Regions from separate parts of the Homo sapiens genome. Here region 1 is linked to region 2. A link is a loop called in an ENCODE intact Hi-C map of the cell type or tissue named here. Cell type or tissue: heart left ventricle. All regions are shown on one strand. Each heading gives the region's core, and the rest is flanking DNA. Links, peaks and the distances in the headings are about the cores only.

Region 1 (5,385 bases), core at 105-5,104, 68 kb after region 2:
AACATGGTGAAACCCCGTCTCTACTAATAATACAAAAAAATTACCAGGGCCTGGTGGCGGGCACCTGTGAATCCCAGCTACTTGGGAGGCCGAGGCAGGAGAATCACTTGAACCCAGGAGGCAGAGGTTGCAGTGAGCCAAGATGGCACCATTGCACTCTGCAGCCTGGGCGACAAAGCGAGATTCCATATCAAAGAAAAAAAGTGCACCCAGAAGTGAAAGCAACATGGAGTGTGTGGTTGATCCCAGGCAAAGTGCAGGGGACCACTAAAGGTTTATGGGCTCAGTAATAGGCCCTGGAATAAAGAGAGGTTTTGACTTGGTTTCTTCCTTCAATACTTATTGTTTTGCCAGCAGACTAGCTTCATCTCGTAACCTCTTGTACATACTTAGAGCTTCTTGCTGCCTAAAGATGATGGGGGTAGAAAAGATCTTGGAATAATGAAACTTTACTGGCCCAGGCATTTTCCCAGAACACCTAGGCAGAGTAAGCTAAAAAGCACTGGGACTGCCTTCCTCTTCAGGAAATGCTTTCAGGCACAGAAAAGACACAGGCCTGCTAAATAACATGCTTTTCAGTTGAACTAAGTTATTATAATTTTACCACCTCCCTCTCCTACCTCCAACTTTTTCCTATTTTTAACTTACAGCTTTCTCAATGAAAAATCACGAATCATTTTTACCCTCATCTGTTGGAGTCACCATATTCAAACACATTAAAGCAAAAGTTCTAGTAAAAACATTCTAACTTTTGGATTTGATACTAAGGTATTTATTGAATTGCCTAATAGCACCATTCAATTCACTAGCATTAACAAAGGAAATGCTTTCTTCTCATGTTGGAAGTAAGCCTTCTTGAATTAGAATAATACTAGCTACCCTTTATTGAGCCTACTGGGTGCCAGGCACTTCATGAACACAGTCCCGTGGGGAAGATGGTATCATCTGTTTTGTGATGTGGAAACCAAGCCTCAGTGGGGCCACCTTGCTGGAAGTCAGGTGGCTGGTGAGTGCTAAAAGCATGGGAATCTCCAGTTCGCTGCAGTGCCTTTCAAAGCAGAGCCTGTTTCCTCATTTGTCTCCCATGCTTGTGCACTGCTGCATCACACTACAACATTTGGGCCTGAGATGGAAGTATTGTTATCTTGCCAATTTTGAAAAATCGCCTCTGAGAGAGATCCCACAAACTTTGCTTTAGTACTTCCCATGTCTTACCAGTCCCCTCCCTGACCTGAACTCTTTGAAGTTAAGCTCAGAAACCTTGGAGGGTGGCCGGCCACAGTGGCTCACGCCTGCATTGCCAGCATTTTGGGAGGCTGAGGTGGATGGATCTCTTGAGCCCAGGAGTTCGAGACCAGCCTGGGCAACATGGTAAAACCTTGTCTCTACAAAAAATACCACAAAATTAGCCGGATGTGGAGGCTTGCGCCTGTGGTCCCAGATACTCAGGAGGCTGAAGTGGGAGGATCGCTTCAGCCCGGGAAGTCACGGCTGCAGTGAGCCGACATTGCACCACTGCACTCCAGCCTGGGTGACAGAGACTCAAAATAAATAAATAAATAAATAAATAACAGAAACCTTGGAGGGAATTAAAACTGACCAAGTTTCCGTCTTTATTTTATTTTATTTATTTATGTTTGAGACGGAGTCTCACTCTGTTACTCAGGCTGGAGTGTAGTGGCACGATCTTGGCTCATCGCAACCTCCGCCTCCCTGGTTCAAGCGATTTTCCTGCCTCAGCCCCCCAGATAGCTGGGACAACAGGTGTGCGCCACCATGCCCGGCTAATTTTTGTATTTTTAGTAGAGATGAGGTTTCACTATGTTGGCCAGGCTGGTCTCAAACTCCTGACCTCATGATTCACCCACCTTGGCCTCCCAAAGTGCTGGGATTACAGGCATGAGCCACTGTGCCCTTGCCCAGCCCAAGTTTCCATCTTAAAACAAACAAACAAAAAGTAACACTTTTTTCCCCAATTATAAAAGTAACATGTAATCGTTGTAGAAAATCAGTAAATGTAGAAAAGTAAAAAAACAAAGCTAACCACCATCCTGTTATTAAAAAATGACCAGAAAAACCCTTCAGGATATTTTCTCTCAGTTTTGTTCATGTGGATATACATATTTTTCCCTCTGGTATTGGACATACTGTATATAAATATTTTTTCATGTACAGTTAAATATTCTCAGAGAATATGGATAGATACTTAACAAGCCTCCTCCTCTTTTTCTCACAATACTTCTGTTCATAGAGATTCCCCCTTTTTTAAAATTATGATCTCTGTGCAAGGAGCTGGAGAGAGAAAGGAAAAGTGCCAAGTCCCTTAAGAGCCAGCCATTTTCCCAAGGGGACAAAATGAAACATTTGTGAAACAATGGTTTAGTGTTACTTTATTTGCTCTGAGGAATTCATATATGGAGAGGTGAGCTTGAGCTGGCTTTGAATCATGTGTTAAATAGAATACATGCTGCCATGCAGAGGAAAAAGCAGAGTTCAGAGGTGTCCTGAGCCCAGGATGGGTTAGTTTCACTTCAGATTTAGACTGAGGATGAAATTCTCACTTACTATGCTTATGATGCCCTCCATGTGTGCTAAGGGTAAAGATCCTAGAAACACTGAATGAACACAGATGAGTTGTATCCAGTTGTGTTTTTCATCTTGAATTGTTAATCTATATTCTTATACAAGCATTATAGCACATATATCAGTTATAAGGAAGAAAAACTTTTACTTTGAGGATTTGTTTTACAAATGAAAAACTCCTTTTCCTTTTTTTTCTTATTTGTCTTATTCATTCATGTTGGACTTTTCCCTTTTCTCAGGTTCTGCACCAGTATTGTGGCTCAAGACTCCAGAGGCCACATTTACCATGGTCGGAATTTGGATTATCCTTTTGGGAATGTCTTACGCAAGCTGACAGTGGATGTGCAATTCTTAAAGAATGGGCAGGTATAATCCGTACCATATAAGATAAAAAATCAGAAAGATTTGCAAACTCAAGTTAGCAGTCATTTGGATGGCCTGCTAACTTAAGTGTGTTATCAGTGTAAGACACAAAAAAATCACACCCCTGGAAAAACAAAGCCAGAAGAGAGGTTTGCATCAATTATGCTTATAGGAAGGACGGTCATTTATTATTTATTATTCAGTGTCTACTTAAAGAGGTCACCCAGTTTTCCATAGGGAAATCTCTTTTAGAGAGTGATCAATCATCCACTTATGCAGAGTCAGCTCTTTCCTCTGCTTTCCCATGCCCAGGCTGCTTCTGGAATATGGAGGGGCTGGGTAGTGCAATAACTAGAAACACCCAACTTTGGGATCTGACAGTCCCAGGTTTAAATCTTGATTCTATCAATTACTGTACTTCCTTTGTGAACCTGAGAAATTACTCATTCCCTAATTTTGCAGACTACAGCTCATGGAGGCTCATAACTACTTTACTGCGATAGTTATAAATGTTAAATGAAGTAGTCTATGTAAAGTTGTAGCCAAATAATAAATGGTCCTTCATTCTGCAAGTGTGATTGACCCACACCACTTTCTTGTGTATGATCTTTAAAAAATTATACTTAGATCTTTTGTTTATAGCATGGTCCCTTTAAAACTATAATCTAGTGTGTGCTGTTGTCAACTGTGTAAACTTTTAGAGAGACAGAATTAATCAATGTTCATTGAGTACGCAAAGCATGTTTTGCTGTAAAACAGAATACAGAGTGCAAAAGCCAGATTTTGGCTGTAAGGACAAGGACTATATTCCCTTTGTTCTTTGCATTTAGGGGTTGATTCACAAATACTAAAAACTCATTTACTAACTACTCAGTCATCTGCTTTTACAAACACTTTTTTTCATAAAAAATTCAAACAGTACAGAAATATTTAAAGTAAAAGTTTCTCCTTTCCAGTCCCATTTCTTTACTTTGCCACTATTAACAATTTGATTTCTAGCTGAATTACTTTAAAAATGATTTTAAGTGGTAACGATAATATAAATGCATAATAAATTCTCAAAGGAAATCTGCTAAATATTAAGTTATTACTGAATGAAGGATAATATTATTTATTATTTATTCATGTTTTTTCTCCATTGTTCTATAATGAGCTAATACTCTTAATAAAGAGACAAAGGAATAAATGCAATGAAAATAAATTATTTCAGCTGCTCTGAAACTCACTCTAATAGTTGTTGCTTCATTTGTTTTTGTTTTTCCTGGAGTTCCCATGAAATAATCTATAGAGAAATAGTCTGTAGAGGTAGTTTTACTCTCAGTACTCAGGTGACTGTTACTGAATATAGACAGTTTACACTTGGGTATTGCTTTTCTATGGAGGACTCATGGCCAAGAAATTGTTTTATGAAATTAAGAACAGGTTATCCACAAAATAATTCATCTCTCATTCTTGTCTAGTGTTTGTAATCTTAAAAGTATTTTTGGCTGGGCGCGGTGGCTCACGCCTGTAATCCCAACACTTTGGGAGGCCGAGGCAGGCGAATCACGAGGTCAGGAGTTCAAGACCAGCCTGGCCAATGTGGTGAAACCCCGTCTCTACTAAAACTACAAAAAAAAAAAAAAAAAATTAGCTGGGCGTGTGGGTGGGTGTCTGTAATCCCAGCTACTTGGGAGGCTGAGGCAGGGGAATCGCTTGAACCTGGGAGGCGGAGGTTGCAGTGAGCTGAGATCGCACCACTGCACTCTAGCCCAGTGACAGAGTGAGACTCCATCTCAACAACAACAACAAAAGTATTATCATACACAGGACCTCATTCGATCCCCCCAGCAGCCCTGTGAAGCAGGCATAAGTCAACATTTTAATCTTTACTTTCTAGATGAGGGGGCCCAGCTTCACAGAGACTGACTTGCCCCGAATCACAAGGCCTCTAGAGACATGGCAGAGGTAGGGCCAGAACCCAGGCGTTAGGCCTACTGATAGTTTTTGTTTACAGCCTTAATTAGGCTGTAAATTATTATTATTATTATTATTATTATTATTATTATTATTATTATTACTACTACTATTGTTTTTATTTTTGAGACAGAGTCTCGCTCTATCACCCAGGCTGGAGTGCAGTGGCGCGATCTCGGCTCACTGCAACCTCTGCCTCCCATGTTCAAGCAATTCTCCTGCCTCAGCCTCCCAAGTAGCTGGGACTATAGGAGGGTGCCACCACACCCGGCTAATTTTTGTATTTTTAGCAGAGATGGGGTTTCACTATGTTGGCTGGTCTTGAACTCCTGAGCTCAGATAATCCACCCGCCTCGGCCTCCCAAAGTGCTGGGATTACAGGTTTGAGCCACCGCACCAGGCACCAGGCTGTAACTTAAAATTCCCTGCTAAGGGTTTGTTTATGTTAACTGACTAGGCAGAAACAACTGGGAAGTACAAACA
Region 2 (5,336 bases), core at 1-5,000:
AGAATTTGTCCCTAATCTATTTACTAACTATCTTTGTTACCTTGGACAAATTACTTAATCTTTCTAGACCTCAGTTTCCTCATCATCTGTAAAATAGAACTTTGTAGTTATACCTTTTCTGACTGCTACACAATGTATGGCATATGGTACAATAAGTACCAAGTAAATATATGAATTTAAGAATTAAGATAATGTATTTTAAGGGGTTTTCAAAAATTTAAAACACTATTGAAAAGCAAGGCAGTGGGGAGGAGAGAGGATGAGGATGAAAGTGGTGATTGGTTACAAAGGAGTGCTTTCTATTCAACACCAACACCAGTTCCATTCCTTAAGGTCAGATAATAAATAATAGATGGTTTAGGAGTTGCTTAAGAAACTGTGATCAGCATAGCATACATGAATTAGTTATCTGTTTGTCTTGTGATAGGCATTTATTAAATATTGTGAAAGTCTCTTTTTCTCCCACGGACTTACGGTGTGGTAGTTAAGAGCAACGCCTTTGGACTCAGAGAGATCTGGGCTAAAACCCTGCCCCTGCTCCCTAAAAGCTGTATGACTTTGTTCTTAATCTTTCTGAACCTTAGTTTCCTTATGTATAAAATAGAGATGATACCTCCTTCAAAGGTTTGTGGTGATTATTTTTAGGCACTCGGTAAATGATAGCAATAATCATGACTCAGTCAAGTGTATCATTTTGATAGATCACCTAAACTGAAACATTGGCCTATACTGATGTGTTCTATCTTTTTCTTTCCCTCAGGAACCCCAGTAGTGAGAAAGGGTCGCTGTTCCTGCATCAGCACCAACCAAGGGACTATCCACCTACAATCCTTGAAAGACCTTAAACAATTTGCCCCAAGCCCTTCCTGCGAGAAAATTGAAATCATGTAAGTAACAACCCAGCTAACATGCATGCACCATATTGGCAAGAACATTAAATTTAGCATGAGTTTTACCCTTGGAGTGCTTGCCCATACAAACACTTAAAAATCAGATGGTTACCCCCTCCATAAATTTGGGCAGCTCCTTTCTTTTCTTCTCCTTAAAAATGCAAGGAATTTCTGGTAGATTAGGCCCCAAGAATGACACATGTTTATTGTACAAAATGTTTAATGCAGGTAACACAATAGAAGAAAATAAAAATCACGCATAATTCTACCCTTGAGTGACAAATACTGTTAACCCCTTAGTATACAGTTTTCTAAATCTTCCTTACTTGCTTCGTGTGCACATAACATAGATATGTTTTTACATACACGTATATAAGCACAAAAATTAAATCATATACTATACACTGTTTTGTAATCTGCTTTTTCATTAACACTATATCATGAACATTTTCTCGTGTCAGTAAATCTCTAATAATGTCATTTTTACTTAATGTCATTTTTAATGGCCAAACTGTATTTCATCATATGGATAAACCATAATTTATATGACCAGGATTATTGTTGGAAATATAGATTATTTCCAAATTTTTACTGCTGAAATAAAACTTACTGTGGCAGTATTGTGTCTGTAATTCTTTCCTTTCTAGAGATTAGGATTGCTAGGTTGAAGGATGTGTGCATATTTTGTCTTTATAAGTCATCCTTGACTACTCTTATTCTCAGACTATACAGAAAAATTAAAGGAACATTTAAATTATTTCCAGACAGTCTACTGTAAGTAATTTTTAAAATTTAACCAGGGCCGGGTGCAGTGGCTCACACCTGTAATCCCAGCACTTTGGGAGGCTGAGGTGGGCAGATCATGAGGTCAAGAGATTGAGACCATCCTGGCCAATGTGGTAAAACCCTGTCTCTACTAAAAATACAAAAATTAGCTGGGCGTGGTGGCGCATGCCTGTAGTCCCAGCTATTCGGGAGGCTGAGGCAGGAGAATCGCTTGAATCCAGGAGTTGGAAGTTGCAGCAAGCTGAGATCGCACCACTGTACTCCAGCCTGGCAACAGAGCGAAATTCTGTCTCAAAAAAAGAAAAAAAAAAAAATTCAACCAGTGACTCATCTTGTCCTAGGAAATAATTTTAAGTAGTTTCATTAGAAAATTCAGCACAATTCATACTGATTTTCATTATTTCTGAGAAGAAGCATTTAAATTATTAATGAGAAAAAACTATCTCATTGCTATTTCTTTGGCAGTGCTACACTGAAGAATGGAGTTCAAACATGTCTAAACCCAGATTCAGCAGATGTGAAGGAACTGATTAAAAAGTGGGAGAAACAGGTTGGTGAAAAGGAAGATCAAAATTTTCTTTCTTTTAGAAATTAACTTTAGAAGACAAAGAATCTGCTTTTTCATTAACACTATAAGAATACATAACTTTTAAGAATACATTTTTCATTCATATTATGGTGCTTCTATTTTGTTCCTAGGACAAAATTAGGTTCCTACATATAGTATCCCCTCTCTGTCTCCCACTGGAAGAATGTGTGTTCCTTGGGGGTACAGAGCTTGTCCTTATTTAATACAATAAATATGTAATGAATTGAATGGTAGACACAGGATACAAAGATAATAAGGTATAGTCCCTTCCTGTTGTAGTGCATATGCTAATAATTATGGTACAATGTGAGAAATATAAAAGTATGCACAAGAATCTTGACGACATAGAGGAGGGAGTACTTAACTTTGCTGGGGGAATGGGGCAGGAGAAAGTGTTAAGGAAGATTTCTCATGTCAGGTGATATTTGATTTGGGTCTTGAAGGATAAATAATTTGCCAGGAAGGTAAGGACAGCATGAGCAGAAGAGTAGAATCATGAGAGAACCTGCTGTGTTCAGGGAGCCTCCATTAATGTGGCTGGAGTTTGTGTGAAGAGAGTGAAGGGACTGAGGCAGAAAAGTAGATCAGGACAAAGCGGGAGGAATCCTGCATGGCATACTAAGGAGTTGGATTTGAAGAGAGCCACAGAATATGTGGGTGGGAGATTGGGTTCTGGAGTCTCACAGACTGGAGGTTCTGCCACATACTAGCTGTCTAGATTTGGGAAAGTCACCCTCTCCAGAACTCAGCCTCCTCCTATGTAAAACGTGGATGATAATAGTGCCACCTTCAGAGGGTTGTAGCTGGGGCAGGTGAGTGGTAAGCAAGGTTGCCAGGAGAATGTAATAAGCCAGAAGAATAGACAAAAGACAGCCAGTTTGAAGGCTGTTGCCTCCTCCTCAAAGTGAGCAAAGTAGAGAGAATCTAAGGGAGCCCCTCTGAGAGTGAAGTGACTTTAATGTGGTTTTGAGACTATGTGGGTATGAGACAATGATCAGGAGAGTCCAAATAAAAGGAAGTAAAAATGGTAAGATTCAGAAACATTGCCCTTTTTCCCCTTCTTCTCACAGGTCAGCCAAAAGAAAAAGCAAAAGAATGGGAAAAAACATCAAAAAAAGAAAGTTCTGAAAGTTCGAAAATCTCAACGTTCTCGTCAAAAGAAGACTACATAAGAGACCACTTCACCAATAAGTATTCTGTGTTAAAAATGTTCTATTTTAATTATACCGCTATCATTCCAAAGGAGGATGGCATATAATACAAAGGCTTATTAATTTGACTAGAAAATTTAAAACATTACTCTGAAATTGTAACTAAAGTTAGAAAGTTGATTTTAAGAATCCAAACGTTAAGAATTGTTAAAGGCTATGATTGTCTTTGTTCTTCTACCACCCACCAGTTGAATTTCATCATGCTTAAGGCCATGATTTTAGCAATACCCATGTCTACACAGATGTTCACCCAACCACATCCCACTCACAACAGCTGCCTGGAAGAGCAGCCCTAGGCTTCCACGTACTGCAGCCTCCAGAGAGTATCTGAGGCACATGTCAGCAAGTCCTAAGCCTGTTAGCATGCTGGTGAGCCAAGCAGTTTGAAATTGAGCTGGACCTCACCAAGCTGCTGTGGCCATCAACCTCTGTATTTGAATCAGCCTACAGGCCTCACACACAATGTGTCTGAGAGATTCATGCTGATTGTTATTGGGTATCACCACTGGAGATCACCAGTGTGTGGCTTTCAGAGCCTCCTTTCTGGCTTTGGAAGCCATGTGATTCCATCTTGCCCGCTCAGGCTGACCACTTTATTTCTTTTTGTTCCCCTTTGCTTCATTCAAGTCAGCTCTTCTCCATCCTACCACAATGCAGTGCCTTTCTTCTCTCCAGTGCACCTGTCATATGCTCTGATTTATCTGAGTCAACTCCTTTCTCATCTTGTCCCCAACACCCCACAGAAGTGCTTTCTTCTCCCAATTCATCCTCACTCAGTCCAGCTTAGTTCAAGTCCTGCCTCTTAAATAAACCTTTTTGGACACACAAATTATCTTAAAACTCCTGTTTCACTTGGTTCAGTACCACATGGGTGAACACTCAATGGTTAACTAATTCTTGGGTGTTTATCCTATCTCTCCAACCAGATTGTCAGCTCCTTGAGGGCAAGAGCCACAGTATATTTCCCTGTTTCTTCCACAGTGCCTAATAATACTGTGGAACTAGGTTTTAATAATTTTTTAATTGATGTTGTTATGGGCAGGATGGCAACCAGACCATTGTCTCAGAGCAGGTGCTGGCTCTTTCCTGGCTACTCCATGTTGGCTAGCCTCTGGTAACCTCTTACTTATTATCTTCAGGACACTCACTACAGGGACCAGGGATGATGCAACATCCTTGTCTTTTTATGACAGGATGTTTGCTCAGCTTCTCCAACAATAAGAAGCACGTGGTAAAACACTTGCGGATATTCTGGACTGTTTTTAAAAAATATACAGTTTACCGAAAATCATATAATCTTACAATGAAAAGGACTTTATAGATCAGCCAGTGACCAACCTTTTCCCAACCATACAAAAATTCCTTTTCCCGAAGGAAAAGGGCTTTCTCAATAAGCCTCAGCTTTCTAAGATCTAACAAGATAGCCACCGAGATCCTTATCGAAACTCATTTTAGGCAAATATGAGTTTTATTGTCCGTTTACTTGTTTCAGAGTTTGTATTGTGATTATCAATTACCACACCATCTCCCATGAAGAAAGGGAACGGTGAAGTACTAAGCGCTAGAGGAAGCAGCCAAGTCGGTTAGTGGAAGCATGATTGGTGCCCAGTTAGCCTCTGCAGGATGTGGAAACCTCCTTCCAGGGGAGGTTCAGTGAATTGTGTAGGAGAGGTTGTCTGTGGCCAGAATTTAAACCTATACTCACTTTCCCAAATTGAATCACTGCTCACACTGCTGATGATTTAGAGTGCTGTCCGGTGGAGATCCCACCCGAACGTCTTATCTAATCATGAAACTCCCTAGTTCCTTCATGTAACTTCCCTGAAAAATCTAAGTGTTTCATAAATTTGAGAGTCTGTG

The links. Peaks named below come from ENCODE experiments on the same cell type or tissue, not always from the same donor. Only the 100,000 strongest peaks of a DNase experiment are listed, where the experiment ranks them.
Region 1: it touches region 2 in a loop (10-fold over the local background); 13 of 110 quality-filtered maps call a loop at or near these places.

The regions. Positions count from the first base shown.
Region 1 is chr4:75,933,673-75,939,057 of GRCh38, reverse strand. NAAA (N-acylethanolamine acid amidase) reads left to right here. Exons shown (of 11, transcript NM_014435.4): 3 at 2,823-2,949. Among named protein-coding and RNA genes, the nearest start is that of NAAA, 4.6 kb to the left of the region's middle. In heart left ventricle, for the core only: no CTCF peak of the experiment used is centred there; no DNase peak of the experiment used is centred there.
Region 2 is chr4:76,001,699-76,007,034 of GRCh38, reverse strand. It overlaps CXCL9 (C-X-C motif chemokine ligand 9), which reads left to right. Exons shown (of 4, transcript NM_002416.3): 2 at 761-887; 3 at 2,142-2,226; 4 at 3,336-5,336. The coding sequence ends at 3,437. It overlaps SDAD1-AS1 (SDAD1 antisense RNA 1), which reads right to left. Exons shown (of 3, transcript NR_125906.1): 3 at 1,093-1,962. Among named protein-coding and RNA genes, the nearest start is that of CXCL9, 3.1 kb to the left of the region's middle. In heart left ventricle, for the core only: no CTCF peak of the experiment used is centred there; no DNase peak of the experiment used is centred there; H3K27ac peaks cover 1,402 bases.